4 separate regions of the Mus musculus genome follow, and regions 2, 3 and 4 are each linked to region 1. Evidence: chromatin loops called from intact Hi-C (ENCODE). Cell type or tissue: left cerebral cortex. All regions are shown on one strand.

Region 1 (8,000 bases):
AGTGAAAATTGTGATTTTCACTTACTACCCTGAGGACTGAGTCAGAATCTGCAATTCAACACAATTTATACCCTATCAGGCTTCATAAAGATCCAAAGTCCTGCCAGGCCATAGGGGCACATACCAAGCTCATGTTAGAAGAAACCAAAACTCAGAGAAGCTGACTGAATTAGTCAACATGACGCAGCTATGACTGCAAAGATTATCACGATTCCCCCTACCATTCCTCCTTAATAACAGTGTCACCTTTTAACTTGTCATATTATAGCTTGGAGAAATCAGTTCCCATTCTCTCTTGTAACTAGATAAACCATTAGATTAAGTTCTGCCCCATGAAACCTAAGCCAGAATACATACTTCTGGAGAGAAAATAGAGGGGTGTGTTTTTCACCTGTCTGTTATCTTAGAAGTCAGAACTGCTGGCCAGACCTTCAGAGGCCATCTCGGTTTGTAACAAAGATATCAGAAAGGAGCTGGCAAGCACCAAGATACAACTTCAATGCTTCCTTCCTCTAACCCTAGACTGCCTACATCTAGACTTCACTTAAAACAGGGAGAAATACACATCCATGCTATATAAACTGCTGCTAAAGTTATTCCATTACTTTATGTATTGTTGAACTTAGTTCCAAGATAAATATTGATACACTACAACACAATCTCATTATCACTTCTTCAGCAATGCCTTAGAATTAGATAAAATTATTATACTTTATAACACACATTTAACAAGTATTTCATGTGTGTTTATTATCTGATCAGCCTTGTGTTAGGTGCTGGAAATACAATGATGACTAATACATACTACTAGACTTATAAGAGTTTATAGCATAGAGGGAACAAACCTAACACTGATATAAAACCCAGAGTTACAATAAATGCATACAGATTGTTGCTATGGCAGGATAGAGAAGGTTTATCTAACATCATACCTATTAAATCCTTCCCATTTTTCAAAGCATGTCTCAAATACCACTTTCTCAAATAAACCATTCCTGGTCATGCCTCTAGCTAAAACCACTTTCTTTCTCTAAATTCCCACATCGGGTCAGACCATTTGTAACTCTGCTCTACACTCCATCTTATCTTAAAAGGCCAAGAAACAACTCTTCATAGTTCTCTAAATACTCAAACCCACAAAAAAAGCAAAACGATATTTTAATAAAAATCAGTTTTATTTTCCCACTCATAATGTTGACTGTCCATCCATCTGTGAGCATCTGCCTCCCATGACCCAGGTTTTTGCATTTCTCATACTATTTCTCATCTCAACCCCTCATACCAGAACTATAAAGCTTTGTTCTTTGACTAGATTATGTCTTCAACTCAGAGAGGTCTATGAGTATCAGTGCTCATTCCTCATCCAACAGTTTAGCCCCAAGTTAAAGATATTCAAGCAGCCAACAGGAAGAAGTACATGAAAGTGAAGCTGTCATCCCAGATGAACAACAAAATATTCTCAAGTTGGGGCTTTAGTGGAACTCCCAAGGCTGAGTGAGACCTTGAAGGATCTTTCCACAGAACCTCTTAAGAGAGACTAGATACCAAACCACCTCTTTTACTTTATCAACTTCTGATAAATATACTTCCTGACCTACTGACCTACTGTGTAGCAGCCAGTATTTCATGGTACTACTAATATACTGGGAAAGGAAAAGAAAATCCATGAAATAGAAGATAATAAAAATAGATACAAACACTAAAGAAACAGAATACACAGCCAGGCACACACCTTTACTCCTAGCACTCGGGAGGCACAGGCAGGCGGATTTCTGAGTTCGAGGCCAGCCTGGTCTACAAAGTGAGTTCCAGGGCTACACAGAGAAACCCTGTCTCAGAAAAAACAAACAAACAAACAAACAAACAAACAAAAACAAAAAACCAGAATACACACATATTCCTATAAGTTAGTGAGAAAAAAAGATAATCTAACTCTGAGTCTGCTCACTTGACCTGATAGTACTTTACAAAAGAGGAAATACAAAAGATACTTAGAAACCAAAGGAATGCAATTAAAACCACAATATACCATATTATATAATTAGCACAGTAAGAAAAATTAAAAATATTATTAATACCAAGTGGTGGTGAATACTCAGGACAAGAAGTGTCTTTATAATCATGCAGACAAGAACAACCACTTGGAAAGCAGATGGTTTAACATTCGGTACTATTTCCAGTTAAATATAGAAAAATGGGTATCAGGAAGCATGACCAAGAATACTTACACCTGAGCTATTATTTGAGGGGTTTGCCACTTTGTTTTTGAGAAAGGAACCTCACATGATAGGCTGACTTCAAACTCGCTAGAGAACTGAGATTGACCCTGAACTCTGATCCTACTGCACTCACCTGTGGAATGCTGGAATTATAGGTATGAGCCACCTTGCTAAGTAACTATTTATAAAAGCAAGAAATTCCAGAAGCTGAAAACAAGTCAGATTTCATGTACACAGTGATTTTTGGCATATCTATAAAATGGAATTCAATACACCAATGAAAAATAAATCACAGGCAGTCAATGAATGAATTGCACAAATGTCTTTAAAAAAAGAAAAACAAACAAACTCAAAACACTGCGTGTCAATAATGTAAAAACCGTAATGTCAATTCAAGTTTAGAGATGCATACAAATGCTGTAAACACAAAGATAACCAAGAAAACTGTTAGTCCAAAGGTCAAGAAAATGGCTACCAAAACACAGTTATAACTGGAGTTATGAAATGTCAATATTACTAATAATAGTAGTCAGTAATACCTCTATTAATTACTAATAATACAATTAGTAATAATAAGTACTAATAATGATTTCTGGTCTGGGTGGAGGTCTCAGGAGTATTTGCTCTGTGATTATTTGTTAAGCTATATATTTTGTACACTTCTGCATGTGTACTTCTCATAATAAAAGTAGGAATAAAGGAAATATTAATACACAGTATTTTCATTATCAAAATAGTAGTTATTTTGAGGCCAGCAGTTGTAAGACTGCATAGGGAAACAAAAGCCATAACAGACGTTTACCAAACACTTATTACTTAATGAACACAGAAAAGCTGTTCTATCAATGTTAGCCATCGCTGTATACATAGAAGGCAACCCAAATGCAATCAATATTTACTAGATGTCTAATGCTGACAAAAACAGGGCCAAGCTGAATACATCCAAATCTAGCCAGTGAACATAAAAGCCTCCATCTCCACACCAATGTAGCCTACCAGCTATACTTGTTTCCTACCAAGTCTCAAACAACAAGGAACCTAAGACAACTCAAGACACACACCACAACACCTGTACCGCCACTTTCCGAGTCTTCTACTAGAGGAACCAGCTCCTTGGTTTTGTCAAAATCACCGTTTCTTTCTCATGTTTTCCAAGTGGGCTGAGTTACCATAGCAAGAGCCCTAAGTCAAAACACTTATCCTAACAACGGTGATCATGTATAGAAATGGGCCTAAATGGCGTCACAGTTCTCAAGGAATGGCCTATCTGAATTCCAGGGAGAAGTAATTTGCAAACTGTCAGAAACTATACTCAAGATTTTCTGTGTTCTTGTATGTTCACAGATGAGAACTGACAACTTGACAATTTCAACCAAAATGGTAGACTAGGCACGGCTTCCAACATGGCGACTCGTCTTGTTGATACATGAAAATGAATGTGGTCACAGCTAGGCTATCTGAAATCGGGGATCCTGTTCCCCTTAGACATGTCTGAATGCCCGATACTCACTCTCAGTTCTTCGAAGGCTTCGTCCAGCGTGGACAGCTGGTGGCCCCGGTGAGCCCCAATGACTGGACACAGGACACAGATGAGCTGCCTATCTTCCTGACAATAGGTGCTCAAATCCAGCCCATGGTCTGGACACTTCCTCTTGGCCACTCTCTCCGCTTCCATCTCTATTTCGGGGTCAAATTCGCTTTCTGCCTCAGTTTCTCCTTCTGCCTCTGATTCCCCTTCTTGGTTGTCTTCCTCCGCCTCGCTCTCCTGCTCATCCTCCATCTCTTCCTCGCTGTCTTCTTCACTCTCCTCGTCACTCTCATCCTCACTGTCTTCCTCGGTCTCGCTCTCTTCTTCCGACTCACTGTCTACCTCCGTCTCGCTCTCTTCTTCCCCGACCTCGCTCTCTACCTCCCCCTCGGCCTCCCCTTTGGCCTCGCCGTCTTCGGGGAGCGCGTCGTCTCCCCCGCTGGCCGGCGGAGTCCAGGCCTGGGCGCCATGGACGTAGGCAGCCAGGCGGTGGCTGAGGAACTTCTGGCGATGCGCGTCGGCGTGGCGGCGGCAGTAGCAGAAGCCGCAGTCGCGGCACACCTCCTCCGCCCCGGGCGCCTCGTCGGGTTCGCACTCGTCACACGTGCCGTCGGGAGGCAGCTCCTCGCAGGCCGCGCCCACTCCGGAGGCCATGTGGCTGCAGGGACGAGGCCGAGGCCTAGCGGCTGGCGTGCTCTCCGCCTTCAGCGCGGAGCGCCTTCCTCACGCAGGCCCGCTTACCCCCGGGGTCTGGCCGGCCGCCCCGCCTGGGCCGCGCCGCTGCGCTGCGCCGCGCCGCGTCTGCAGCTGCTGAGGCCTGAGGGCCCGGCCAGCCGTCAGCGCTGGGCCTGGCGCCCGCTCGGTCTCTTCGCCGCGCGCCGCGCCCGCGCCCCGTCCCTCGCGCGCCACTTCCGGCGCGGCAGCCTGCGCCCCGTCGGCCCCTGCGCCGCGCAACCCGGCCTCCGTTGCCCGGCAAGATCGCGGCCGCCGCGGGCCCACGCCGCCCCGGTTCCACTTTACCCACGCCGTCAGCGGCCTCCTTTCACTTCCTGAGTCACTTAAAGCGGCAAGGACCCTTTTCTGCGTTTTCCCGCGGGGCTGAGCATCCCCCCCGGAAGGAGAAGCTCGAGCGCAATCTCTCCTCGCAGAGCAGGGCGACGGGCCCCGCCTCTCCCACGCCCTCCCTGGAGGTGTCAACCTGACCGAAAACCACTAGCCTGCGGTCCCTGCGGACTTATGTCACTCTGGAGACACTGTCCCCGCCCCATCACAGCCCCCGGATTTTCAAGGGGCCAAGGCCCCAAGGCTCTTTATCACACCGAACCTGCCCGCCTGGGATTTCCATAAAGCCCCCAAAAGGGCTGTGTGTGTTCTTCTAGGCTACTGAGGTCTCAGTCTGACTGAGCAAACACGCAACATTTTTGATCCAAAGCAATACTGTGCCTTGTGTGTTTGCAAAGTCTATTTGCATCCCGGCCTCCTAGGGGTTCAGAATCTCTGAGTAATAGCTGTGTCAGGTGAAGGGAGGTGAGGGGGATCATAGTTTTGAAGTGAGATGCCAACTCCCAGTCACTAACTGGTCACTCTAGATTCCAAGCCGACACCAAGAGAAAGGAAAGCGGTTGATACACATTAAACAATGTTAAAGTGCCCCAGACCGTGCTAGATCTTCTTGTGGTGTTTTCAAAGCCTGATTTTAGAACTTTATCCACTAGAGTCCCCAAATCCTAAGGCCACCACTTAGGTTTGGTAATCATGGACAAATTACTTCATCTTTCTGTTTTAAAAACCACCCCCCCCCAAAGACAACAACAACAAACAAACAAAAAACACCAAACTCTGTAAAATAGAAATAATAGCAATATCTCCTTCGTGGGGATTTGTGGATTAAATGTAAAGGAGTCTGTACAGAAGTGATCAGTAAGCTTTATTAATTTTAGCATAATTTATAATGCTGACAATGACACTTCAAAGGTCATTTCATACCTTAAACATAAGACATTTTTGGTGGGCTGCTGGTAATGTAGCCATCCCCTTCTCTACCATCTATGGTTGTCTCTCCAGTAACAGAAAAAAAAATGTATTTGAGAGAGAAAGGAGGACATTTTGCTCTAGTGGGGCAGAGGAAAGTGGATTACAGAATGGAAAATAGCTAGGCATGTGATGCACACTCTCAAGCACTTGCGAGGCAGAGACCAGTGGGTCTCTTAGTTGGAGGCTAGTACCTTCGACTTAGGGGTTCCAAGACAGCCAAGGAAACATAGATTCTATCTTTGAGAGGAGTGGGGGTGGGGAGAAGGGAAGGAGAAAGAGATGAATGGTCTGATTTCTTTAAATAAGAGTGCTAGGATTTCCAGATCTCCACAAAAACATCAAGGAATGTAGATTAATTGACATTTTAAATAATGTTTGATGTCTCTTAATGTACATTTAATCTCTGTGCAGCTTTTGTTAAATATATTTTTTTAGAAAATTAAGAGTTTTGTTTGTTTGTTTTTCTTTTTAACCTCAGAACAATTCTATAGAATGCTGGAAAAAATAATTTGTTTTGTTCCGATCCTGTGCACATCTCTGTTTTCCATCCACTTATTTCTCAGGAAATGACTTCTATGTCTTCACTCAAAACAGGGATTGATGCCCCATTCTGGAAAAAGAAATTGACCAATGACAACCCAGACTCCTGCATTAGTGGATCTATGAGCAGTGTTAGCTGCTTGGTTACTTCCATCTGGGCTGAGGCTTTAGGAACACAATGGCATTGTATTTACAAAACCTTTGAAATGAATATAAATCTTAAAAGGCATTTTTGACATACACTGACTCAAAACAAAATTAAGAAAAATTGTGGAGAGTGCAACTCAGTTACCTAGCATACAGGTAGGTATGGGGTTCAATACCTAGTACAACAATCCCTTAAAAACACATTTAAGGGTCCCTAGCATCTTTGGTAAGAGGAAGTAACATGTTATCATTATTTCTCTTGGTTCTTCTTAACTCTAACTTAACAAAACACAATGCTGTGATGTTCAGTAATCTTCTGAGCCTTCTATGGAAAAAATCTTAGAGAAGTAGATGAAATATTAAAAAGGGAATTTATAGCCGGGCATGGTGGCGCACGCCTTTAATCCCAGCACTCGGGAGGCAGAGGCAGGCAGATTTCTGAGTTCGAGGCCAGCCTGGTCTACAAAGTGAGCTCCAGGACAGCCAGGGCTATACAGAGAAACCCTGTCTCGAAAAACCAAAAAAAAAAAAAAAAAAAAAAAAAAAAAGGGGGGGGGGACTTATAAAGTCTAGGGACCTAGTTAGTAGATTCTGTAAGGTAATCAGATTCCCTACTACTTTCCATTGAAAGTAGAACCATTCAACTCCCTGGGCGTAGTCTTTAGGAACATCTAGAGATAGCCTTAACATACTAATCTATTACTTCCTGGGAAATTACCTTACAATGTAGAACCTTGATATAACAGACATCAGTTGTCTTACTTCATTTCCATGAGTAAAGAATCCAGGAGTGGCTTAACTATGTGCGACTCTGGCTTAGAAATATAAGCAAGGACGTTGTATAGGCATTTAAAGGCTAATCTGCAAATGTCATAATTACTTGCAAGTGAGCTTGCTCATGTGGCCATTGGGAGGACCTATTTTTCATAGGACCGTTTGACTATCTTAGTAAGCTGAAGTTCCCCAAAGCAAGAGAGGATATAGTAAAAGACATAATATTTTGTCTGACCTAAGCCATACACCATCATTTCCAACATAGATCATTGGTCACAAAGATAATATTGTCCTATCAAATGTAGGAAGAAACTGACCAGGGGCATAAATATCAAAAGATCTGAGTTTTGGGAATCATTTTAAAGGCTACCCTAGTTTGTCTTTCGGCAGTCTTCAATGATCTATGCATCTCCCAGAAGTAAAATACTCTCAGTTTTTCCCATAGTTGAAGTCTCAACCCAGGTAGCAGGACTCCAGAGTCAGAGCATCTCAACTGACTGTAAATGTGGATAAAGCTCCCAGTCATGGTGTAAGGTAAGCCTCTCAAGTGTAAGTCCTGTTCATCTTAACATCAGTCTTTCTCGGACTCCCAGCTCCACTGATGGGATAGGCTCAGCAAGGCCGAAATAATCTGTTCAAGTTAGGAAGCTCTGAATGGGAGGTCCGTCAGCATCCTTCAGCCCAGTTGTTATGTATATGTCGGCATTTCTTTGGTTGGGGCATTCAGGCCTATTCCTGTGTGGGAAGGACTTTCGATA
Region 2 (8,000 bases), 84 kb before region 1:
CATCATCTTGCTTCTGTCTTGGAGACCAAAGAGACAGAAAGAGAAGGTATGTGTTTCTAAAGGCTCTTGATACACTACTGTTAAATCATCTGTGTGGCAGAAATCATTGTGTGCTGATTTATAATCATTACTCACATGGGAATGAGAATGTGAGGAGAGCCATTTTCCCTACACTCCTGCCACAAATTGGATGATTTTAAAGCATTTGCAGAAAACTGAAGTAGCACTGAGAGGAAGAGGAGGGTGAGGAGGAAGGGTGTTTGTTAGAGGCAAATGGCAGGAGAACAGTAAGTTTTCCTTTTCTCTGACATTATATTGACCTTCCTTCCTACAACACTTGTGGATAACACATTATTGCTGATCTTCCATGGTGAGAATTGAGAGGAACCTTTCCATACCCTCTATTAGGATCCATGCAACTCAAGGGGGTGGAAAATGAGAAGCAGAAAATAGCCCAAGTTTGCCTTCCCTGTTTCCTATACCTTCAGGAAATCACCTGACCCAGTTTTCTCATCTTCTCTTGGCATATCAATAATAGAAACCAAATCTCAAGCAGTTTCCTTAAAAACAAAAACCAACAACCAAACAAACAAAAAACACAACCAACCAACCAACCAACCAACCAACCAAACCCCAAAACCAAAACCAAAACCAAAATAAAAAAAAAAACCTTAAACCTAAGACTTAATAAAGTCTGGGCTTCAAAATTTCAGTTAATCTAAGCTCCTAGATCTTACAAGTTACCAAGGTAGAAGGGGAAAAGGGAAAAGATCAATAAATACATGTTCTTATCACTAATTTCATCTCTATATGAAAAGTAGTGAGTGGGTGTGAGTCTCATGATGACTGTGAGTTAAGGTCTGAAATATATAGACCACTATATGTTGGAAGAACTACAACTCTTAATAAACTAGTGCTACTTGTATGACTAAGAGTTAAGAATGCTGATCTAGGAGTTAAACATACCCGGTTTGAGTCACAGCTCTACCAGTTAGTAGAGCTTTTGAGTTCTGTGCTTTTACTTGAAAATAGAGGACAAATTAGTAACTAGCTATTTTAAAGAGTTGCTAAAAGGAATTAAATGAGATTAGCATATATGTATATATATGGTCTCTCTATCTAGAGAATATATTGATATAGAGTATACACACTCACACACGTGTGTGTATGTGTGCATGTGAGTGAACAAGGTATAATCTTCATACACCTTATGAATATCTAAAAGACTGAAATCATCACATAAAGAATGGATATTCTGAGAAACTTTTCTAGCAGACTATGTCACTTGTTGGTCCTAGAGACATTGTTCAGGCAACTATGTTAACAGGTTTTACAGGTAAACAGAAAGCCCATTTTCTTTTCTAGTTGGTTGAAAAAAAATGAGGTCTATATAACCACTCCAATACTAAGAGTAGATTAAAATGCTATATCACAAACAATGACTGCTCTTATAAAAGAACAGCCTTGCTGATAAAGGGCAGGTCTGGTCAATGGACTGGTAAAACTCTTATCTTTGAGGGCTATTTTAGTTACCTTTCTATTGCTGTGATAGCATGGATCAAACAACTTATAGGAGAAAGAGTTTTGGAGGCTTAAAATTTTGGATGGTTTAGAGTTTATGACTATCATGGTGAGGAACATGTCAGCAGGCAGACAGGCGAGCATGGCATTGAATTAGTATCTGACAACTTTTATCTTGACAGCTAAATGGGAATGGCATGGACTTTTGAGACCTCAAAGCCTATCTCTAGTTGTATACCTCCTTCAACAAGGTCACCCCTTGCCCTTCACAAACAGCTCTACCAATTGGGGACTAAGTATTCAAATATATGAGCCATGGAGGCTATCTTCATGCAAACAATCCCAAAGACATAGCAGAAGCAAGCTTATATCTAACATCTTCAACGAGAAAACTTCAAAAGCCAATTTATATCCATAAAAGAAAGTTCTCATCTTGCTTCCATATTAAATAGCTACATGTTTGGAATCTTCCAGGGTTGTGCAACTGAGCTGTGAGCTAGTCTCAAGAGAGATCCAATTGCAAGAGTTTGAATCATTCACCCCTGGCTTTAACGACCCATGGTAGGAGAGAGGTAAGAATGTCTGTCATGAAGTCTTCCAGGCTGGAAGAGTAAACATTCTTCCAGGTGAAAGAGTGTTTAAGTCACTGTTCATTCTGATGAAATGTCACCTGAAGCTTGGATCCAGTAGTGGGAAAGCTACACTGGAATGTGGCTGTGACCACTAGTAGAAAAAAAACACATACTGATCTTCAAGACTCTATTCTAGCACACATAAACAGTAAATTTCTACACTGTTAAAAGAGGGCCCAGCTACATTACAAGCATTCACTATAGGAATATTGTAATTATTTGTTAGATACTGAGGTAATCACTTTGCTCACATTTTTATATTCAGTTTTCACAGCAACTGTGTAGCAGTAGGGATACTTCATTTTATAGATAAAGAAAATGAAGAAAAAAATAAGAAAGTGTCATCTCAAGGTCCCAGAGCTAGGCAGGACTACAACTACAACCAAGGCCTGTTCATTGTTTCTAACACTTGGCAGGGAAACTCAGTGATGGTTAGGCAATCCATTAGAAGGCTCGTGAAGTTAATCTCTTGGCATCTACCCAACTAGCTTCTAGCTAATGCCTCAATGCTAAAGATTTTCCAAGGCCCTGGCAGACTCAAAACTTCACTTTGGTGACAATTGCTAGAAAATGTCTTCATCTTATGAAGAATCCCCAACAGACATGTCAAAAGGGGGTAAGACAACAGCTACATTATTTTTTCCCTTCAGCTTTTATAGCTATAGCTTGTCTCAACTTTCCTGTTATAACCTTACTGAAAGGCAGCCTTTTCCCTCAGCTTCCAGCAAATAGTCATGCCAAAGACCCACCACCAAGACACATGAGAAAAAGAATCACTCAGGACATTTAGAACGGAGTCCACCAGGTCAATTTCAGTTCTGTCTGTCCAGTGTCAGAAGCACCAAGTGTGCTTTTTATTCAGTTCTACAGTAGTAGTTTTCAGCTCGGCTCATTTTCTTCTCCTCTGGAAAATGGAATCTAAATTAAATTCAGATGATGTGTCCTCACATGCCCATAGTTCAGTAACAGGCTTGGCACTTAGGACACATTCTCTTAGTAGCATATCCCTCATTTGGCTGATGAGGCGAAGGTGGAGGAAGTGGAACTTCAAGGCAGAAACTGCATCCGACAGAAAAGAAGACCTCTAGTGCTATTAAGTCTATCTATTTGGAGAACCCTTAAGGAAGACAGCACACGATGCTAGCATTACCTACATAAGAATATGACCAGGATTCCTGACCAGACTTGTCATCTGAATTATGTGCCTTTGACAAAGCCATTTAACCTCATTATCCATTATTTTAGTGATCTGTGGAACAAAGTCATCAAGTCATTCATTCTTTCAGTGAAAATATTCATTGAACAGTTGTAATATATTAAGCACTGTACTGGCTAGTTTTGTGTCAACTTGACACAGCTGGAGTTATCACAGAGAAAGGAGCTTCAATTGAGGAAATGCCTCCATGAGATACAATTGAAAGGCATTTTCTCAATTAGTGATCAAGGGGAAAGGCCCCTTGTGGGTGGGACCATCTCTGGGCTGGTAGTCTTGGGATCAATAAGAGAGCAGGCTGAGCAAGCCAGGTGAGGCAAGCCAGTAAAGAACATCCCTCCATGGCCTCTGCATCAGCTCCTGCTTCCTGACCTGCTTGAGTTCCAGTCCTGACTTCCTTTGGTGATGAACAACAGTATGGAAGTGTAAGCCAAATAAACCCTTTCCTCCCCAACTTGCTTCTTGTTCATGATGTTTGTGCAGGAATAGAAACCCTGACTAAGACAAGCACTTTAATAGGTGCTGCCTTATAGAACGAGAATGACTGACAAGGGTTTAGCTCTCATGGAGCATTAATTTCCAATGAGGAAACAATAAGCAAACTAATTGTACTGAGTAGAAAGTGCTATGAAGAAAGGGAAACAAGATGATAGGATAAAAAAATGATGAGTGCTTGTGTCAGGGCTATTCAGGAAAATGAAAACATGAGTATTAAATAAATAAAAGATGGAAAGTATTTAACATAATGCCTAATAATTATTACTCAGCCACATTCAAATCTTTTTTGTAACTTCTATTCTTGTCTTTTTCATCTCACAGTAGCTGAACCCCTACTATGTGCAAATGAAAAAGGAATGAAATATAGTTAAGTACCTTACAGTGTGCAAAAATGTAAGTAGTCTGCACACTTCAAGAGAAGGAAGTGACGACTCTCATATAACAAGTAAGAAATGGTTTTATCACTCATTACTGACAGATGGATTACTACTTTCCAGGAAGACAATGGGGTCAGGAGGGAGGCATGCCAGGTGGAGGGACAGCTTGAATAAACTCTGGAAGATGTGAAACAGCTTAGCATGGTCACAGGGCTGTGAAGAGTCCAGAATAGCTAGAGATAAAGCATGGGAGAGTAGGCTGAAAGTGACTCATCAGCAGCTCCCAGGCTTCTTTTCATGGGTCATTTTGAAATGTCTCTTAAGAAGATGGGGGATGTAGACGGGAAAGAATAGAAGACGAGAAAGGTGTCAGAGCCCCATATGGCGTCTACCACACTGCCAGCACTTCAAAATGTGAACAAGAGCAATGTTTAAAATATTCAGGCTACATTCTGTGCAACATTCCCCCAAGACAGCACAAACAGATGTTTTAGGAAAAAAGAAAAACAAATACCCAGTGGTAACTCAATCTAAACTCTTCGAGGGGGAAGTAGGCAGGCATTAGGCTGCGGAAATGTACTTATATGAACAGAATTGGTCTGAGACTCAGCATCAAAGTGTGTCAAGAGCCAGTGTCCTAATGTTGAGGGTCTGGAAGAAGAGACACTTGCTTCTAAACAGAGCCTGGGGGTCCCTTTTTGCCAGAGCCAAAGTAACTTGTCTGTCCTAAGGCTCATGCCAGGGACAGAAAGAAAACTCTCTTAATGGGGAAAGGAAACTCTGGGGGAGACATAGATGTCTTCTGTCAATAAGGCCTAGGTCTCTGTGGAACAACTTCTCCAGGACTCTGAGTAGATGATTTATAGAAGATAACTGGGGTGCCTGATTCCTATTCACCTATCTCCTCTCTTGCAGTACATATGTTTACTACTGGGAAATGAAAAAATGCTATGAAAACTCTCTCTACCTGTACCCTAATCCAATATTCAAGAAGCTGAGAAGACAGCAGGCACAGAACTCAGCTGAATCTGCAGGATTTCTTTGTACAGCCCTGGCTGTCCTGGAATTCACTCTGTAGACTGACTAGGCTGGCTTGCCTCTGCTTCCCAAGTGCTGGTATTAAAGGTGTGCACCACCACCCATTGAAGAACAACTTCTATAAGAGTTTTTGCTTACTGGCCTCTGCAGACCTGTTTAAAATAATGAAGGCCTTATACATTTTTCACATGTTCTCATGCTCAGTATCTGTTACTTATAGAAGTAGCAGGTTCCTAAGACAGGTTCCTATAGTCATCTGAAAAGGTGACTATAACATTTACTTCAGCCAATCTTACCAGAGGATCTTTTCTGGATTGTACTCCAGTGTTATCCGATGAGAGACAGCACCAGTCTGGTCATTACTAGAAGACCCCCCCCCCGCCCCCTCCCAATCCATAACAACACCAACAGGGGAGAGGGATGAGTGAAAGGAGAGAAACATATACAGAGGGAACTGAACATGGTAGCCTTCCACTTATTACATGCCATCTAGTTTAAATTAAACAAAGCGGACTGCTCTGTACTCAAAGTGTTCTGCATCCTGGAGGAAGTAACTGATTCTGAGTAAGAGAGTATATGAGAAACATCCAGGGCCTTCATTAGTTTCAACAGCTCTGCAGAGGCCAGGAAGCAAAGGCCTTTCTATAAAAGTTGCTCTTCAATGGGTGGTTGAAGCACTTGGGAGGCAGGAGCAGGACAGTCCCGCACAGAGAAACACTCTCTTGAAAAATAAAAGGGTGGGGGGTTCTTAACTATTCTTGTCATATATTTGAATTGTTCATCTGCTTGAGTCAAACATTGGCTGTGGGACTACCATAACCCAGGTGCGTACCAGTTAGTTGCTGGATGAGCCCGTTGTAAGTTGTAACCACTGAGATGGTCGGATGAAGGTAGATGGATGGTCAGGCTTTACTGGAGAAAGAAAACCGCCCAGTTTTAAGGGGGCTAGGACTAGTATGTGTGAACACGGTGCTAAACACAGGTAAGAATTGTTAAAGACACATTTACTTTCCTCTGTTTTTCCTAAAGCCAATTTTCCTATGACATTGAAATGATACAATTCTATAACTTCAGACTCCATCCGAATCTGTGCTTATTTCAACACAAATCTAGTGCCGTGGTATTTACAATACTTATAAAATAGTCACTCTCTGCTGGCCCTACTAAAAGGCTCTGCCAGATAGAACAGTACAAAATACCCAAAAGAGCACCAGGGGACAATGCCCCGAAGAAAGCCTAAGTCCCTGCTAAGGCTACCCAGCCGAAGGTCACCGTCAACAATCTGGATGACAGGCTTCCCTGCTGTCAAAACTTCCAATCTTGCTTTTCAGACTCAAGAAGCCTAGCAGCCATGTCCAAGAGAAACAAGTGTTAATTGATCTTTCCACTTCTTAGTAACTCTCCTGAAAAACTGACCCCCCCTCCCCCACCTCAGTTTTCTTGCTTGTGACTCTTTATGACTATAGCATAGAAAACACTGGTAAATGATTCCTGTTTCCATGAAATATTATGAGGACAATGTCTGCCTACAGTAGACATCTACAAGATATTGCTCTGCTCCTGCTTCCTTAAAGGATTACAAGAGTCTCAGGATGCTTATGTTCGGAGCCCCAACCTGCCTTATTTAATACAGAACAATGTATTACAGACAGTCTACACTAGCATGAGAAGTTAACATAAAAATACATAGATTGCTTTGCTTTCCCAACCCACTCTTAAACATTCCCTGGAAATCTTCACTGAACCCAGGATAAATGTGAAGGAATGGTTAACAGAATAAGGATTTCATGCATTAATTCTAGGAGAAGGGAATTCTTTTGGGGGTTGTTTTTATATTTAAGATCATTTGCTGTGAGACAACAAAGACACTCCTTTATTAAACTATTTTAAGGACCGATAGATAGATAGATAGATAGATAGATAGATAGATAGATAGATAGATAGATAGATAGATGTAACAACTCTCACAGTTTAAATAAAGCCCCTGGAAGTCTGTTTTTGTTGTTGTTCATTTGGAGAGATGGTTATTTCTCCACAAATTGATTCTCCAGGTATCTCTCCAGTCAAACTGTTTATAGTACTAGGGGCCCCGTTGGGCCTAACCCACTAAAGGTTAGTTATAATCATTTGTTCACTGAAGAGAATGGGCAGACAAAGCCCTGGAAAAATAAATGCAATGGAGGCTGGGAACTACTGGTGTATGTAAAAAGCAAGATGACCCCCCCCCCATTTATCTTTTAATTGTTTTAATTGGCATGGATGGCTATGCTTTATATATGTAAAGTCTGAGGCTTACAGTTGGAGCCCACATTTGCCCAATTATAAAACCCATGGTTTCCAAGAAATAGAAAGTGGGGGCTGACTGTGGATTTTTTTCAGGCCTGCATCACTCAGTTCTCATTAATTAGTAGATGCATGGGCGCTATGCAAAGTATGGTAGAGCTTCCATGCACCCGATCAAAAGATGTTTCAACCTAACCAGTCTCAAGTAACTATAATACAATCTCTCTGGTGGATCTTTCTTTGATCTTTTGGTTATCATTTATCAAAGAAAGGGGTATATAAAATAAAGAAAATAAACCTAATACAATCTCTCTGGTGGATCTTTCTTTGATCTTTTGGTTATCATTTATCAAAGAAAGGGGTATATAAAATAAAGAAAATAAACCAAGTAAACTTTGGGGGGGTGGTATTTGTCTCTCTGAATACTAGTGCCACCAG
Region 3 (8,000 bases), 310 kb before region 1:
CAGACAAGCGAGGACAGGAGACACACCTAAAGTGGAAACTTTTAAAGGGTTCTTTGGAGAGTCAGTTGTTTTAGACGGTGTTTTGCTGGGGCAAACACAGGAAGGAGTGTTTTCCTGAAGTGGACACAGGTGAAAGACTAAGGCAGACTCCTGAAGGAAGATTTCACTGAAGCAGACACAGGAGAAAACACGTTTTGCCAAAGCAAGCACGTGAAAGAACACGTGATGAAGGACTCTTTGCTAACAACATGCATGTATTGGTCCGCCTTACATTGTGTAGCTGAGCTCCATTTTCAGGACTCCACAGAGAGAAATGTTCTAAAAAAAACTTCTGGTAGCATGCTGTGGCTTTTTTGCCACTTCTGTGGACTCAGACTGATTGGCAGAGTGATGTCAGTTGAAGGCCACATGATGTTTGGAGGCTGTGTAAATAGAATGTGGCTAACAGTGACTGGGGCTGACTAGGCTTGCTTGTAGAGCTAGCTGTGCAATGCTTCTTAGTTGCTCATCTTCGCTGACCTTCGCTGAGAGAGGCACACCTCCTGGCCCCTCCTGTTAACTCCTCTGGAGGCTGAGGCCTGGCGGTCTCTGCTAAGAAGTGCCACCGCTGCTGATTTGTGTTTGCTATCCCAACTCTACTGAACGGGACTGCAGGTGTAAACATGAAGTGTTTGCAAGTGGATCGAGCTGCCACTGCTGACCCGTGAACTGAACTGCCGATTTCCAGACAACTCAGACAGGAGTTGCTCCAAAAACCATTTCTAAACAGGTCCACTTTCCCTGTATCCTTTCTTTTTCACTAACTCTGATGGGTGGTGGGATAAAGGGGAGGTTAAAGCATTTAAGAACCATCATTAAAAATAGGATTTGAAAAAATTAAAGTTACACACATCTCTGTGTATATCTGTGAGGACATTCCCAGGCAGGTATAATTGAAGAGAGAAGATGCAACTGAATATGGGTGGAACCATCCCACGGTCTAGGCTTAGGTCATTTAAAGGAAAGGAGGGGTAAGCAAGAAGCACTGTTCTCATCTCTCTCTGCTTGCTCACTTCAGATACAGTGTGACCGACTGGTCACCTCCTATTCCTATTGCCATACCTTCCCTGCTGTGATAGACTGTACCCTCTCAAACCATGAACCAAACAATTCCTTCCCCCATACATTGCTTTTGACAGGTCTCTGGTCACATAAATGAGAAAAACAACGAATACTGATGGACAGCTCTGGGTGGACTCTGATTCTCCAGGATGGGTTCCTCAACTCAGCCCATTAGGGTTGGGTGATTCTTGGCTGTGCAGAGGATTCCCTGTGAACTATGGGGTTTTCCATCACTTTTAGCCCCTGCCCACTATCTACTAGCACTGGCCCTAGGAGTGACCATCGAAGCCATCTCCATCATTGTGAGATGTTAGCATCATGCCTGGCTGAAACCTACTGCTTTAGCAGTAGTGCTGGCTGAACTAGTGAAGCAGAGAGATGGTTAGGAAGAGAGAGGGCTCAAGGTTCACTCCTAAGTTCTCAACTATAACAAGGCAAGATCATCTCAAGCATCCTGAAGGCCGGCCCTCTGAGCCACTGGATCAGCTTCTGAATTCCCGCGCCAATCCATCATTCCTCCATTCACACAACATACAGCGAGTCCCAGCTGTACCAGGGATGCCAGCCTAACTTCAGAAGCACACCATGTCAAGGAGACGATCATGCACGTTTCGTACAGAGAGATGCACATGTGCTTCACAAAAGCCCCCGAGAATGAGCAGGAACAGGAAGGGAGAGATGACCCTCTCTTCTTGCAGGAATCAGGGGCAGTTTGAAAGGGATCCCCTCCCCCTGCCTTGGCAGAAAGGCACTGGCACAGAGGACAGGACATACGTAAAGAGCTGTGAGACAGGGCAGAAAGGTAGAGTATGGGAGAGGGATGCGCAGCCAGTGGGAATCACAGGGCCAGATAAGGGTGTTTTGTAAGGCACTTCAAAGCCTCACTGGATTCTATTGTGATCTGGGCCCATTGAGATTGCTATTACTTCAATTCATTATTCCTGATAATTAAAGAAAACTCAAGGCAGACATTCATGGGGAGCTCAACAGGCCTCCGCCTTGGGAATAGAAACTTCCCAGCTAAAGACTTGTTCCAATTTCAACCTCTGCCTCAATGATAAAACAAAACTTAGGGGAAGAAAGGCCTTACCCAGCACTGAGGGAAGTCGGATCGGGAACTCAAGCAGAAACAGAAGCAGAAACCATGGAGGACTGCTGCTTACAGGCTAACTCACTGCACTATGCTTAACTAGCTTTCTTGTCGACTCCAGGTCGACCTGCCTAGGGATGGTACCGCCCATAGTGGGCTGGGCCCTGAATGTTGATCTTCAAATCTCAGTCAAGACAGTGGCTGACACATATAGTCACAAGTTTAGCTGATGGAGGCAATTCTTCTCTTGAGATTTCCCCCATGGCAGGTAATTCTAGGTTGTATCCATTTGACAACAAAAGCTAACCAGGACGGCACTGTACCAACTCTGCCACATTCAAAACTATAGTCAAGAGAAGTTCAGCAGTGCATACAGGATTTCTCCATTGACAAGTGGCAAGGCCAGCCAGCATGTGCCTCAGGCTGCCTAGCTGCAGCGCTCCATGGTTTTTGTGAGGGCAGTGACTGGATCAGACATGCAGTATGGAACCCCCTGCAGCAACACTACAGTATAGAAAAGGCAGATGTCACCCAGACAGAATTATTATATGGAAAGGTTGAACCACTCCCAGAAGAACAATGGCCCAGGGAAAAAGGACTAAGAAGGAAGAGGGCAAACAAGAAAGATGGTTGGCCACCCCAGCTAATCATGGAGGGACAATGTGGTGGATCTCGCCCAGTCTGCATGAAGGGCACCTAAGGACATCACTACCTGCCCAATTTTGCCCAATTTAACAGCAGATTCCTGGGGATCCGTGCAGCAATTTCATTACTGAGAGAGATGCAAAAGCCAGGATATGGAGTATCAAAGGCACATACTCAAGTACAGCAAAGGAGAAAAGAGAGGAGCAGGCAGGAGGCCGTGGGAGAGACAAGAGGATGTGAAGAAACAATTGCAGAAATCCCAAGTCTGAGTATGGAGTGGATTTATCCAGTGAAATAGGACACTCCTATCCCCTACCTAGACCTGTGAACTAATCTTATGTGACCTGTCTTCAGTCCACGAGGGACCTCGACTATCAGAAAGCAAGGAACAGGGCAGTGTTTGTCAGAGTGGTTACAGAAACTTCCTAAGCTTCATCTGAGACTCACTGCTTATGGAAGGAAGGTCTGAGATTATTCTGATGCAGACAGCTTAGGCCCTGGGAAACACAGACTTGAGGCCTGAGGTATACAGACCTCAGACCCGCTGCAGCAGCAACCACCTGGGTTGCTATTGCACAGCCAGCCTTGCCCCAGACCTACTGAACTAGAATCTTCAACTGACAGAGTCCCACCCTCCACTCCAGCTTCTGAAGACTTATAAAGCTGGAGGCATCAGGGACCGTTTCAGGGAGGATTTGGGAACTGAGGTCAGTGGTCCTAGGAACCTGCCAGACATCTTTAGTGCACAGAGCCCAGAGATGTTCCTGCTGGGTTTGTGTGTGCTGGGGATGGTACAAGGATGCACACACAGAGATCAGAGGACAGCCTTCTTGCTTCAGACAGGGTCTTTCACCTGCCTGGGATTTCAGCAGTATGCTGGGCTAGTGGCCCACAAGCCTTCAGGGGTCTTCCTGTCTCTGTCTGTCGTCTGTCTCACCATCACCAGGTATGCACATGTGAACTCCCACCCCTGGCTTCTTACAAAGATCCTGGGATTCAAATTCAGGTTCTCACGACTTTTACAAGGCAAGCATTTTCCCAACTGAGCCAGCTCCCCAGCTGTCGATTTTTACCAGGAAAGGCACCCCTGAGGGAGACTCCCATTGTGGTTCTGATGTTTCAAGCCCCTGCTGCATGCTCTGGAACTGAAGAGCAGTTAGAATTTGCTTCAGCTACTAAATATTCAAGCTCTTCCCCCCCCCCCCCATTTTTTGCAGAGGAAATATGTTGTACAGGGTCTTGCCTCTAATCTCTAAGGCTCCTCAAAACCCTCCACACTGATGAGCCAGGCCATACACTGACCTGCAGGGGGCAGCATAACAATGGTTTAGGCTCACTCTGGAATGTCTGTATTCATATCTTGGCTCCACCTTTCCTGTAAGCTTCAATCCTATATAAAGGGTGTGTGTCTGTGGGATTTAGTGTGGCAATCTAAATTCTTTATGATATCAGCCATGCAGAGCACTGAGCAGAGAGTCTGGTGTACAACGTTGCAACAATATTCCCAGGTTGGCACAGACCCCAGAGTGCCTCTGTATACTCTGCTCACTAGGAGTCCAATCTTTTTGCATATGTAAACAATTCAAAATCTATTCCTACACATGTGCTCGTGTGCCAGCAAACGGTTCTGTCTTCCCACAGGGACAATCATAGGTATCTGGTGCTTAGACGTGACCAAGTCCCTTTAGAGTGGAGGAAAGTAGAGCCTAGGGGAGCTCGAGCGCTCAGCTCACCCACAGCAAGAGCTGGCTCCTGCACAACCCTGCGAAAGAGACAGTAACAACCAGGAGGAGGGAGGGAGGGGGGGTCTTCTAGAGTTTGCCATTCTCCCTGCATAGGAACACCCAGGCTGCCTGAGCAACAGCTGATCTGAGGAGGGCTGCATCTTTTCAGCCGGCTGAGCTGCCTGTCTCTTCCCCTGAAACCCTGTTAGTCACTATGAGTACCCTACCTCCCTGGAATTAAATACAAAAGCCACTGAAGCTGCCAGGGTCCACAGTTCTTGGGCACAAAAGCCCCTCATTAGCCTCTGTCCCTGTCTTAAAATCTAAGCAAAACATTAGGATGTAATGACAGAGGATGAAGATAATAGGTATCCGCAAATGCTGACCAGGGAGGGGTGTCCCAGGGTTCACATCCACTGGGATCCAACTGTGGGAAGAATGGTTACTTAACAGGCAGGAACAGGGATGAAGCAGAAGGAGACGTTGTGAAGACAGGCTGTTAAAACAATCAAGAGGTCCTTTAAAAGTCTTGAGAGACATATGGGGGAGGTGTCTGTCTCTGTCTATCTCTCTGCCTGTCTGTCTCTGTGTCTGTGTGTCTCTGTATGTGGTTGTATCTCTGTGTGTGCATGCGGCAGATGGAAGGAACCCTGCTGCTCTTTAGCAACCCTATCTGGCTACCTGTTAGGAAAAGCCTAGCCGAGAAAGCGGCCACGAGAGAGCAGGACACGTTGTCCGTGCATTTCCAAAGTCTTTCTTCCTCGATGGGGTCACTCAGCAAATATACGCTATGCTGGGAGCGCACTGTGCTTGTTGCTGGGAAAACTGAGCAAGATAAATTCAGGCCTTTTGCTGGCTGTCTGAAAACATCTAATGGCCCTAGAAAGCAAACACCCATGGCCTTTATTGCATCTGATGCTGACAAGTCATAGGTAGAAACACACAGTTCTATGTGAACTGGAGGAAAGAAGGTCTACCTGCCGGGGAAGAGAGGGGACAAAGATTTCTGGGAAGGAATGGCTACAGAGTGAGGTATTCCTCTTTTTATGTACCAAGACAAATCTATCCATCAATCTACCTAAACATGCATTAACCCACTCACCAATCAGTTAATCCATCCATCTATCCATCATCCATCCATCCCTCCCTCCCACCAATGGTTTGAAAATAGACCCATGCACTCATCAACCCATGCACTGACTCCTTCATTTACCTATACCCATCCATCATCAACATAACCACCCACCCAACCACCTATCCACATTATTTTGTTTGTGTTTTGATTGATTGTCTTTTAAAACAGGTTCCCACTTGGAAGCCCAATGGAGTCTGGAACTTGTTATGTAACCCAGGCTAGCCTCCAACTTGCAATTCTCCTGCCTCAGCATCTGGAGTGCTAGAAATACAAGCATGAACACCAGGCCCATATTCTGTGTGTGTGTATAAGTGATCATGAATGTGCATGTGCATGCATGTGTTGGTAGGTGTGCACATGTGTGTGGAGGCCAGAAGATAACCTCAGCTATTATTTCTAAGGTACTGGTCACCTTGTTTTGTTTGTTTAAGGGTCTCTCACTGTCCTGGATATTGCCAAGTAGTTTAGGATGGCTGGCAAGAAAATCACAGGCATCCACTCAACTACCATCTGTGATGGTTTGTATATGCTCGGCCCAGGGAGTGGCACGATTAGAAGGTGTGGCCCTATTGGAGTAGGTGTGTCACTGTGGGCATGGGCTTTAAGACCCTCATTCTCGCCAGGCAGTGCTGGAGCATGGCCGGTGGATTTCTGAGTTCGAGGCCAGCCTGGTCTACAGAGTGAGTTCCAGGACAGCCAGGGCTATACAGAGAAACCCTGTCTCGAAAAAAAACAAAAAACAAAAACAATAACAAACAAACAAAAATCCTCATTCTAGCTGCCTAGGGTCTTCTACCCGCCTTCAAATGAAGATGTAGAACTCTCACCTCCTCCTGCACCATGCCTGCCTGGATATTGCATGAACCTCTGATTCTGTAAGCCAGCTCCAATTAAACATCTTTTTAAGAGTTGCCTTGGTCACGGTGTCTGCTCACAGTGGTAAAACCCTAATTAAGACACCATCTCTCTAGTGGTAGGATTACCACACCAGGGTCTCTGTCTCTTGTCTCTCTCTGTCTCTCTCTCTCTCTCTCTCTCTCTCTGTGTCTGTCTCTGTCTCTGTGTCTGTCTCTGTCTCTCTCTCAGAAGACTAAACAAAACAAACAAAACAAAAAGCAAGGGCTCCAGGGAAATGAACTCACATCCTCACATCTGCAAGGCAAGCATCCACTGACCCCGATGCGGCCCCAGCAGTGGCCCACATGTGGCTCACATTCCTTCACCACAGTTTCTGTTGCTGTTTTACACAGTTCTGTTCTGAAGCCAGGAGAGAATTCAAAGAACTGCATGATGTCAATCCTGTAAATAATCAGTATTCCAGGGAAGGTGCTGGAGGGCACGTTTCTACTTTAGAAGGGAAGGAAGGCTCAGAAAGAAATACCCCATGCTAAGTTCTAGGCAGGGTCAAGAACAGCAAGCCAGGGCTCCCCTGCTGCTCCTCTGCAGCGGCCTCGCTGCCCACCCTTGAATTCACTCAGAGCCACTGTGCTGCTTTTAAATTGTTTGTTTTGTTCTGATTTTACCCAAGCCCTCGGCATTCATTCGCAGGGTAAACAGGACACTGCTCCTCTGTAATTTTCCTCAAGGCTGTCCTTAAACATGAGCCGGTAAGGATGACTGCTGATTGGCAGGAGAAGAAAGTCTGGCAGAATTAACAAATTAGGTGATGACACCATCTGCCTTTGTACTCCTCCTGTCGGCAATGGAAAACAAAATACTTCTGAAATGTAGAAGTCGAGGGAGAGGCTGGCACAAGACCAAGGGATATTAACTAGAGAGCCCAAGGAAAGCGGGCATTGTTTTCTCGGTCGTTCACATGCGCCAAGGTGAGAGTTGCATCGCAGCACGATTATTCAATGTGCAGCTGATGTTTTCTTCTCAACCATGCCTTGCAAGGAGGGGAGGGGGGTGAAGGGCAGAGCAAGAACCTGGTCCTTCACTGTCTGGGTAGACATAAGCTTTAATGATGAAATGATTCCCCATAAAGAGTCACAGCTTCTTCTGGGAGCCTCTTGAATTATGAAAGGCATAGCCACCTAATACTGAAAACTTGGGCAGGGCACTAAAGAGAGATGCCCACCCCTGCACCAGGGAGGTTGGTTGGGGGAGTGGTGTGTGTGTGTGTGTGTGTGTGTGTGTGTGTGCGCGCGCATCACACAAGGTAGAGCTCAACATCAGGCGTCTTCTGCCTCTATGTTTTGAGATTCTCTCTCTCTCTCTCTCTCTCTCTCTCTCTCTCTCTCTCTCTCTCTCTCCCTCCTTTTCTCCCCCCTCCCTCTCTCTCTGAACCTAGAGAGTCTATCAG
Region 4 (8,000 bases), 98 kb before region 1:
GTGTCCTCTATAAATGAGATTTGAGCTCCTTTGGCCCACCTGACATTTTGTCTACTGCTGTCACTTTTTCTTCCTTGACTTTGGTTTCTCTGGAAGCCCACTCCTCTTCCTTAAATTCCATCTCTGTAGACCTGAAAACTAGTCAAACATTTACAATTGTGTGAGAAGTGAGAACAGTTCTGGGAAGGTGCCCAATGGTAAGACGTATGGCATCTTGCATGTTTGCTTCCTGGCATTTATTTCCACTGGGCAGAAGGCTTGGCTGCTTAGTTTTTACTTGTTAGTCATTTTTTCAAAGAGTTGCACTTCTTCGAAGGTTTTTCCAGTTGTCTCAATTATTCATTTTCAAGCCATTTGTTTGGAATTATGTTCATGAACTATGAATAAATGAAGTTATCAAATGGCTGAGACCAGGTAAATGGTAACAAATGAAACCTCAAGGAGCATGAAGATTGGGAGCCATTTTTATATATCAAATGGCATACTGTAGTCATCTCAGGCATGGGACTACATCAGGTTGCTATGATGTTTAATTAAAGTATGGACTCTGTATCAGAGCTGGCTGTCTCTGGAGAGTCTAAGTCCATAGTCAAAGCAGCAGTGAACACTGTCTCTCAGTGATTCCATTATTTACTGCCTTAAAACGAAGGAGGTAAAGCACAGCCCTGAGGCAGAAAAGAACTGCACTGCTGCCTTCAGTCCTTCTATTGTCCTGTTTTCCAGGCTATACAAAGCAAGGACCCAATATTTACCTCACAGCTGAACTGCATGGACAGAGTGCCAGGGACAACATGTTATTTATCAAACCAGATGACTCAGTATGGCTAGGTATGAAGAGCAGACCCCATAGTATGTTAGCCTTGATTTAAATCCTGGCTCTCTGTTTAGTAAAAGATCTCTAAGCATAAAATGAGAGACGGTAGTATTAGCGCTTTGAGAATTGAATAGGGCAATGTGAAAAGTACCAAGGAGAGTCCCCGGCCTAGACAAAGAGCTGACTAAATGGTAGCTATTACTGTTAACAAAAATTAAATGTTTTAATGCTAGAAACTGCAATATTTAACAAACAGGCATTCGGGGCAGCCACTGAATGACTCCAAATGGTCTTGTTTCTCATTTGAGACATCGTTCCTGCTTATTGAATAAAGGTGCTGGTAGCCTGATTTCCTGTTGAGCATATCTCACTCTGGTGCCTTGTGAAGACCAGGAGAGATTCCAAACAAGCTGCAATTTCATATTTTTATGAAATAAAATAAAGGAAATGAAGCTACATGTAAACAGAATCAAGAAATTATCAATTAAAAACCGGAGCTGTCTAAAGGAAAGGCACTAAAACGAGAAGGACGTGAGCAATAGAATGTGGTGTTGAGGGACCAGCATGGGAAGCAGGGATGAAAAACCTGGCAATACACTGTGATCTGAAATTCTGAAGACTACCAAGTGCTACAGTGCCTGGCAATGCCACCTCCCAATCCCCCAGCAGAGGAGGTACCCTCAGCAACTGGGGAGGAAGTGGGACATAATGACTGCCCCAGGAGACAGTCTTCTGTCCCGGGGCTTTAATCCAGGCTTGGCCTATTGGGTGACCTTGTCTGACTCCACTGCCCTGTTTTGCAAAATTTTCTAAAGCTCCCATAGTACCATGAAGAAAGGGCAAATGAAGACACATTTGATAGAAGCAAGTTAGATCAGGGCTCATGAGCATACCTGCTCATGGCTTTTAGGATTTTGAGGCATTATGTTTTGTGCTTTTTGGAAAGGCTTGCAATTTCAGATTCCATAGATCTAACACCTCTAATCTTCATATTGGGCTACTGGAATCCATAACTCCAAGTTGCAGTACAACTGTTTGCCCTGTGTTAGAAGCCAGACTAAAATGAGTTTACTTATCACTTAATTCTCTCATCAATTATATTCAGATAGGTACCTTTAAAGTCCCACAGAGATGGTACTGCTAGCTTAACTATAATTTGATCAAGGGTGCTGGTTAGTTTTTATTTTAAAAGAACATTTATCAAAAACTAAATTTTGACAATCTTCCTAGCTAATCAAAGTCACAAAGCTGAAAAGATCCCAGGAGTAAACACTTACCTTATAATATCTTACCTAATATCTCTGATCTACTCTCCACCACCTTCCAGAAGCCTCCTATGGCCCTTTAAGAGATCAGGAGTAACTTAGGTCCCTACATCTAACCATCATCTCCAGCATTACCACAGACATGTGTATGTATATGTATATGATCCTCATGGATATTTATACTTAGCAGGGTCCTTTGTGAACAACTCTGAGAGACAAATGGTATTTCCAGTAATAGTTTATTGATTTCCAAATGCACAGGGGCGCCAAGTCCGAACATCCTGGGATAGCAGTAAATCTCTCTTACAAAATAATTTACAGTATGAAAATGATATACTGAAACATTAACTCAGATATGTAATTCCCTTGAAAGATTGAGTGTTCCCTTGTTTAGTGTAAAGAGTGGAAGGGGAAGATGACTAAGGAGGGAATGTGACTGTGCACACAAAAACAGGCAGAAGACAATGGATTTGTTGGTTCTACCCACTCACGCGCTGTGGCCTGTCACTGTAAAGACTGGTCAGGTTTAACTTCCATAAAGTATATATGATTGGTCCCCTAAAGCCACATCAAGCCCAGCATGGACTCTGGCTATTTTCTCAACAGTGCACTCCAAGTGTCTTCATTTATTTTCCCGTTCCTGCTCTGGTCCTTGTTAGTGTTTCTGCTCAGCCTCAAACAGTAATGGGAAACACCAGTGATCTGAATGATGTGGGAATACCTGGCTCCATAGGATGGTGGGCCTCAAACACTAATGGGTGAAGGCAGCGTCAGTGAGATGTGCAGTCTCTGTGGGTCTTTTCTCTTAGGGCAGGGTTAGACTTGATTTATAATGGGACTTTTAACTTTAAACAAACAAAAAATCTAGATGTGCTCAGCACATAGTAAACAAGCAACCAATTGACTGAGAAGTGTGTACTGAACAGCTTATGAGAGTAGAATATCAGGAATCAGCAAGACATTTTCTCTGTGGGGAGAGAGGACTTCTTAGACCACTGACTACTACAAGGTTATAAATTCTGCAGCTCTAAACTCGGGCCCAGATCCAGGTCACCAAATGACAAGGCATCTACCATGTCCCATGTTATTAGACATGGTGGAAGAGGGCTGGGTTGTCGTCACCTTGGCTTGGAGCTGTAAGAGTTGACATCTACCACAAGTGGGTTATTCTGGAAAGCCAGCAGTCACACTCCAATTATCTGTTTATACTTTCATGGACCTAGTAGAAAACTTTGTGGTGTTAAGTAAGATCACCAGGGGCTGCTTTGAACTTCACTTAACTCTTAATTAAGTGGTATAGAATATGTGGGTGTGTACAAATCTCATTCTCATTTACACACACACACACACACACACACACACACACACACACACACACACACACACACACTCCAGGAAGGGAGTCCAAAATTAGTGATTTGTATTGGCACCTTCTCAGAGTACAAACATGGTAGCTGGGTTTCCTAAAACATGAAGAGTTGCTTTCTATAGTAATGAAGCAGGAGATATTTAGATAATGTTAGAAGACTACCATTACCTCCAACTCTGTCTAAAAACTTTACACTCTTGAAGGCCTTTATTTTCCTTTGTGGGGACTGTACCAAAAATCCAGCTCCTGGAAGGAACAATGAATACTTACAACATCTACTAGAGCAGAGTACTAAGGCCATCTTGATGTCTTTGAAAAAGAATTCCGAGTGTGAATGGGCATACTACACTGGGGGAACTGAAAGCCTTTCTCTCTCTCAATCTGTAGGTGAGTCATGGTGTGGGGCAGAGGGCTGACTGCAGAGCAGGGAGTGCTGTGCTCAAAACTGGTTCCATTGTTTGTTAGCAACTACAGACAAGTGACTTGTCCTCTGCACATCTACAGAGGCTCATTGCCTGTACTAAGGTTACTTACTCTTACTGGCTGTTAGAGCTGAGAAGTCAAGCACTTCTTGGAACTGCCCTAGATAGATATAACGGTATCAAACCAAACCAATGAACAAATTACTCTCAGCACTCAGAAACTTAACATTCAGAAGGTATCCAGGACTTGTTTGGAGGACCCAACTTATTTTAGAGACATTCATTACCTGTATCACTTGATGATTTGGGCAAACCCTGCTGTCCACAGTCTGTCAGGACACATACAACTCTGACAATCTTAACTCACACTGACCTGGAAAGGCAAGAAGCTTCGTTCACTATGGGGCACAAGGCCAAGTAAGAGGTCATAGCTTTGAGGACGAAGCTGATACCAGTACAGAAAGTATTCTTGTTCTTACATTGATAAATGCTGCCACTAGGAACTTAGGGATCTGGGCTAGGGGCTGCTGTGCTGTGTTTAATGCTTTTCTGGTTAAAGTTTTATCAGTGTTGAAGACAGCAGGAGCCCATAAAGTGAATCTGAAACCCTTACTAAGTAAAGGGAAAATGCTTTCCTTGAGGATTTCAGAGAGATGGTAATTTAAAGAGACAGGTTGGCAAATCTTATATTTCTGTTTATAACCACTGCATAAATGCTTGCATTCCCCAAATACTGATTTAAAGAAATAGCATGATTGGGTGGAGAGGCAATGATCTGTTCATTGCTAATATAAGGTCAACATGTAAAGATCAATGATTACTGAGAAAGACAAGACAAGCTTCCAAACTGTCAAGTCTTTTCAATCTTGTGATAGTTTACACTCTTTCTACAGTGGCCCTTCTTTTAAAATTTTGGCAGAACAGGATATCACTGGAGGTTGTCAACTCAAGATGTATTAAATTCTCCAGTCTTTGCAGACAGATGGTAAGACACCAAAATTGTCTAAGCCATCTACTAGCCACCAGCTGGGGAAAGTATACATATTTTTAGATCTCACACTCCGCTCTGCCCCAATATCCTTGTATGTGTGGTGAGTTTCAGTAATCCTAGCCTACAGCAGAGTGGCTTGGCAGTTTCCTGGCCTCAAAGGGATAAATCATTTTCTAGCATGCACAGGGCTGAACAATGACATAAATAGGACTCCTACAATAAGTCTATGCTGTTTCTGCCTCAGAACTATCCTGTACATACACATGTTAGCTGCCCCTAAAGCTTTGTGATAAGTACACAGGCAAGCTGGCTGACAGGAAAAGGGAGATGTACTACTCCAAGGTGGACTCCTTGGATCTGGAAGTCTAGACCTTGATCAACAGCAACCCCAAGGCTGCCTGAATCCAGTTCAGACAAAATCTCAAAGTGAACATGGAAATACCACACAAGCAGAGGAGATAGAATCACTGTCCACTTACAAATATGAGTTTCCTTCCAAGTTTCCTATTTTAGTTTAGCACTTTAGGTGTATGAACATTCTCTTGTATAACATAAGCATTTGTTCCATTAAAAAATATGGTCATCTCTTGACTTCAAATCATTTGGAAAGAAAAACTGATGTCTCAAGAAGATGTGGTGCTTGTGAGCTTGCAGTTAGTTGGGTATCTCCCAGCACACTTACTACTTCCTGGATCCTGAAAAGCATGGTTGTAAGAGACTGTGATCTGGGAGTGTGGGAAGGCCAGGAAACCCAGCTCTGGAGCATGCCTGGACATGCTACATGAAGAGAAAACTGGGCTGTGTGAGGTGAGCTGACGGCCTGCTGCAGGGGAAGGGAGGATTCCAATTATAGTAAATAGAGGAATGTTTGCTAGCTGCCAGGGAGGGACAAGGATTCCCCTCACAGTGCACTGACCACCATAGACTAACCTCGGAGTGAAACTGCTAAGTTTTACAGTGACAATCTCCACCTGCCAATATACATGCCAGCCTTTTATGTTGTGACAGGCCTGTTAATCCACACAGCTGGCCGAAGAATTCTGGGTTTTATCAGATGCTTTAGTGACCATTTTGGAAAATTGAGGCAATCTGAATTCTGAAACACTGATTTCAACCTTTAATCAGATTTCTGTGCCTCACCCCAGTCCTTAAGGTCATTTCCTTTCTACCTTTTCAATCATTTTCCCATTTCCACAGCACTGAATTATGAAACTTAAGTCCTAGATAACCTCACATACTAAAAATATCTTCTTTCTAGCTCTGGACTCTTTCTCCAACCCTATTTTAACCCAGTTGCCCTAACACTTTTCACAGAGGCAGAACTGGACTATGACAGACTGCCTATTGAGTCAGTTTGGCCCCACTTGGCCACATTTGCTTTAAGCTTCAGTACAAACAAAGTGGGTTTGTTTTCTGTTTGCAGGTAAGGAAAACTGATATCCTTTCGAGATGTTCTAGAACCTTCCTAAGGAAGTGATAGTGTTGACTTGCACAATATTCCAGGGGCTGGCTTTCCTGAGTAAGTTCAAAGCAGCCATTGGGGGGTTAGCTGAAGAGCCCTCCAAGTTGATCAAAAGGGCTCTTCCCATGACCTACCACAGAGAACAAGAAGCACACAGTCAGAATGCATACAACCCCTGGTCCCTTGGGAACATGTGTGCCTGCTGTGGATCTGGGGACATTTCCAGTAGAAGAAGTTTGTTGCCTGGCAGCTTTCACAGATATCAGAAGCCATTACATACACGCTGTCACACACACACGGGGAAGGGGCGTTTTCTGCAGGGAATGCTAAGTCTTCATGTGTCCTCTTCTTCACTGGCACCGCTACAAAGGAAAAGGAGAAGCAAGTGAGTTCAAACGTCACAGAAAGGAGGCAACGCAGTACAGGTTGACAGCTTTGTGCTGCTTCTATCATGACTGAGCAGTAGGCCCACAGCAAAGTGTCTTAGTTGCTTTGATTTCTGATTTCTAAATTTAACTACCGTTGTCATGAAAATTTACAAAAAAAAAAAAAAAAAAAAAAAAAGGACTTACTATCTTGGGTTCTGGGAGAATCAATTAAGAACACGTGTAAAATACACAATGCCCAGTATACAACCAGTAAGTAAAAGAGCAGGAAGATTGTCAGACTGAATTTTAAAATTTTAATTAACAAAATAAACTGCTGGTAGAAACCAGTTTTATTTCCTCTAGGTGTTAAGACATCTATTATTAGATCAGAAAACCAATCATCAGCAGCATCAGCAGCAATCAATCAATTGCACTTTGCCTTGGGCAGAGCCAAGGTCTCATCCACGCTGTAGTCAGTCTCTAGGAAGTGCTCTACCTCAACAGGTCACTGGGTCATTCTCTGTGTACCTTCCTTCCTTCTTTGCTCTTATTGAATTCTATAGTTTGGATCTTATTCTCATCCCCCTTCTCCTGAAGTATATAAGGGTAGCATTAATGCTATCTTACCAGTGACGACACATCTAGTAGTTGTACAGTATCATAAAGAAGTGACCTCTAAAAACAACAGAAAGAAAGAATGGAAGGAACAGACAGGGTTGAAAACAGCCTCAGCCACTACTGAGATAAGCAGAGGATTCCTGGTGTCAGTGTTTCAGTGTCAGAACCTAAGTGTATAGTCCCATAGGCATGACTATTATTTGAGATACTTGGTGTTAAAGTACCACTGGTCTGGTTCTGGACAGTACACCATCATAGAAGACGGGGCCAGGAAAAGACATGGCCAGAGAAAGAAAGGCAACAGGAATGAGCACATTTACAAATAGGCAAAACCAGCAACCTGCCTAGGTACTCCTCATCCACTTCTAGAGGTCACCAATTCAAAGATGAGTAAGGGTCACCTCCATCTCCTGCTTATTAAGCCTGAACACAGAAATACACGACCAGAATTTGGTGTTGTCTACCCCATTTTTCTATCACTACTCACTCCAATCCCAGGATGTTGCAATTACTATTTTCTGCACTGTCCAGATGAAGAAAGTGAAAATCTCTGAGATGTAAGAACCCAGGGTCCTTAAGATCAAGGTTTAATTTTGACTGAAGTCTAAAGTTTCAAGCTGGCGGAGACAGAAAAGGTTTATAGTATATTAGCTCCCAGCTATGACCTAGAAAAGTTCTCAGAAAAGGATTA

Evidence for each region. Hi-C counts contacts between places; a loop is a spot of excess contacts. Peaks named below come from ENCODE experiments on the same cell type or tissue, not always from the same donor. Only the 100,000 strongest peaks of a DNase experiment are listed, where the experiment ranks them.
Region 2: a loop joins it to region 1, with 1.9 times the contacts of the local background. A loop is called at or near these places in 4 of 42 quality-filtered maps.
Region 3: it touches region 1 in a loop (3-fold over the local background); 5 of 42 quality-filtered maps call a loop at or near these places.
Region 4: a loop joins it to region 1, with 2.3 times the contacts of the local background. A loop is called at or near these places in 8 of 42 quality-filtered maps.

The regions. Positions count from the first base shown.
Region 1 is chr2:102,396,284-102,404,283 of GRCm38, forward strand. It overlaps Trim44 (tripartite motif-containing 44), which reads right to left and starts at 4,617. Exons shown (of 5, transcript NM_020267.2): 1 at 3,730-4,617. The coding sequence starts at 4,401. In left cerebral cortex, a CTCF peak has its summit at 4,220; DNase peaks (open chromatin) are centred at 4,377 and 4,831; H3K4me3 peaks cover 2,582 bases; H3K27ac peaks cover 1,523 bases.
Region 2 is chr2:102,312,202-102,320,201 of GRCm38, forward strand. All of the region lies in intron 4 of Trim44 (tripartite motif-containing 44), which reads right to left. It also overlaps the pseudogene Gm13868. Among named protein-coding and RNA genes, the nearest start is that of Gm52521, 50 kb to the right of the region's middle. In left cerebral cortex, no CTCF peak of the experiment used is centred here; DNase peaks (open chromatin) are centred at 3,104 and 4,540; H3K27ac peaks cover 1,157 bases.
Region 3 is chr2:102,087,559-102,095,558 of GRCm38, forward strand. The region is part of intron 2 of Ldlrad3 (low density lipoprotein receptor class A domain containing 3); the gene reads right to left. Among named protein-coding and RNA genes, the nearest start is that of Ldlrad3, 95 kb to the right of the region's middle. In left cerebral cortex, a CTCF peak has its summit at 4,137 (motif pointing right); DNase peaks (open chromatin) are centred at 4,170, 7,019, 7,072 and 7,359; H3K27ac peaks cover 672 bases.
Region 4 is chr2:102,297,820-102,305,819 of GRCm38, forward strand. It overlaps Trim44 (tripartite motif-containing 44), which reads right to left. Exons shown (of 5, transcript NM_020267.2): 5 at 2,300-6,685. The coding sequence ends at 6,658. Among named protein-coding and RNA genes, the nearest start is that of Gm34268, 55 kb to the left of the region's middle. In left cerebral cortex, no CTCF peak of the experiment used is centred here; a DNase peak (open chromatin) is centred at 4,927; H3K27ac peaks cover 2,189 bases.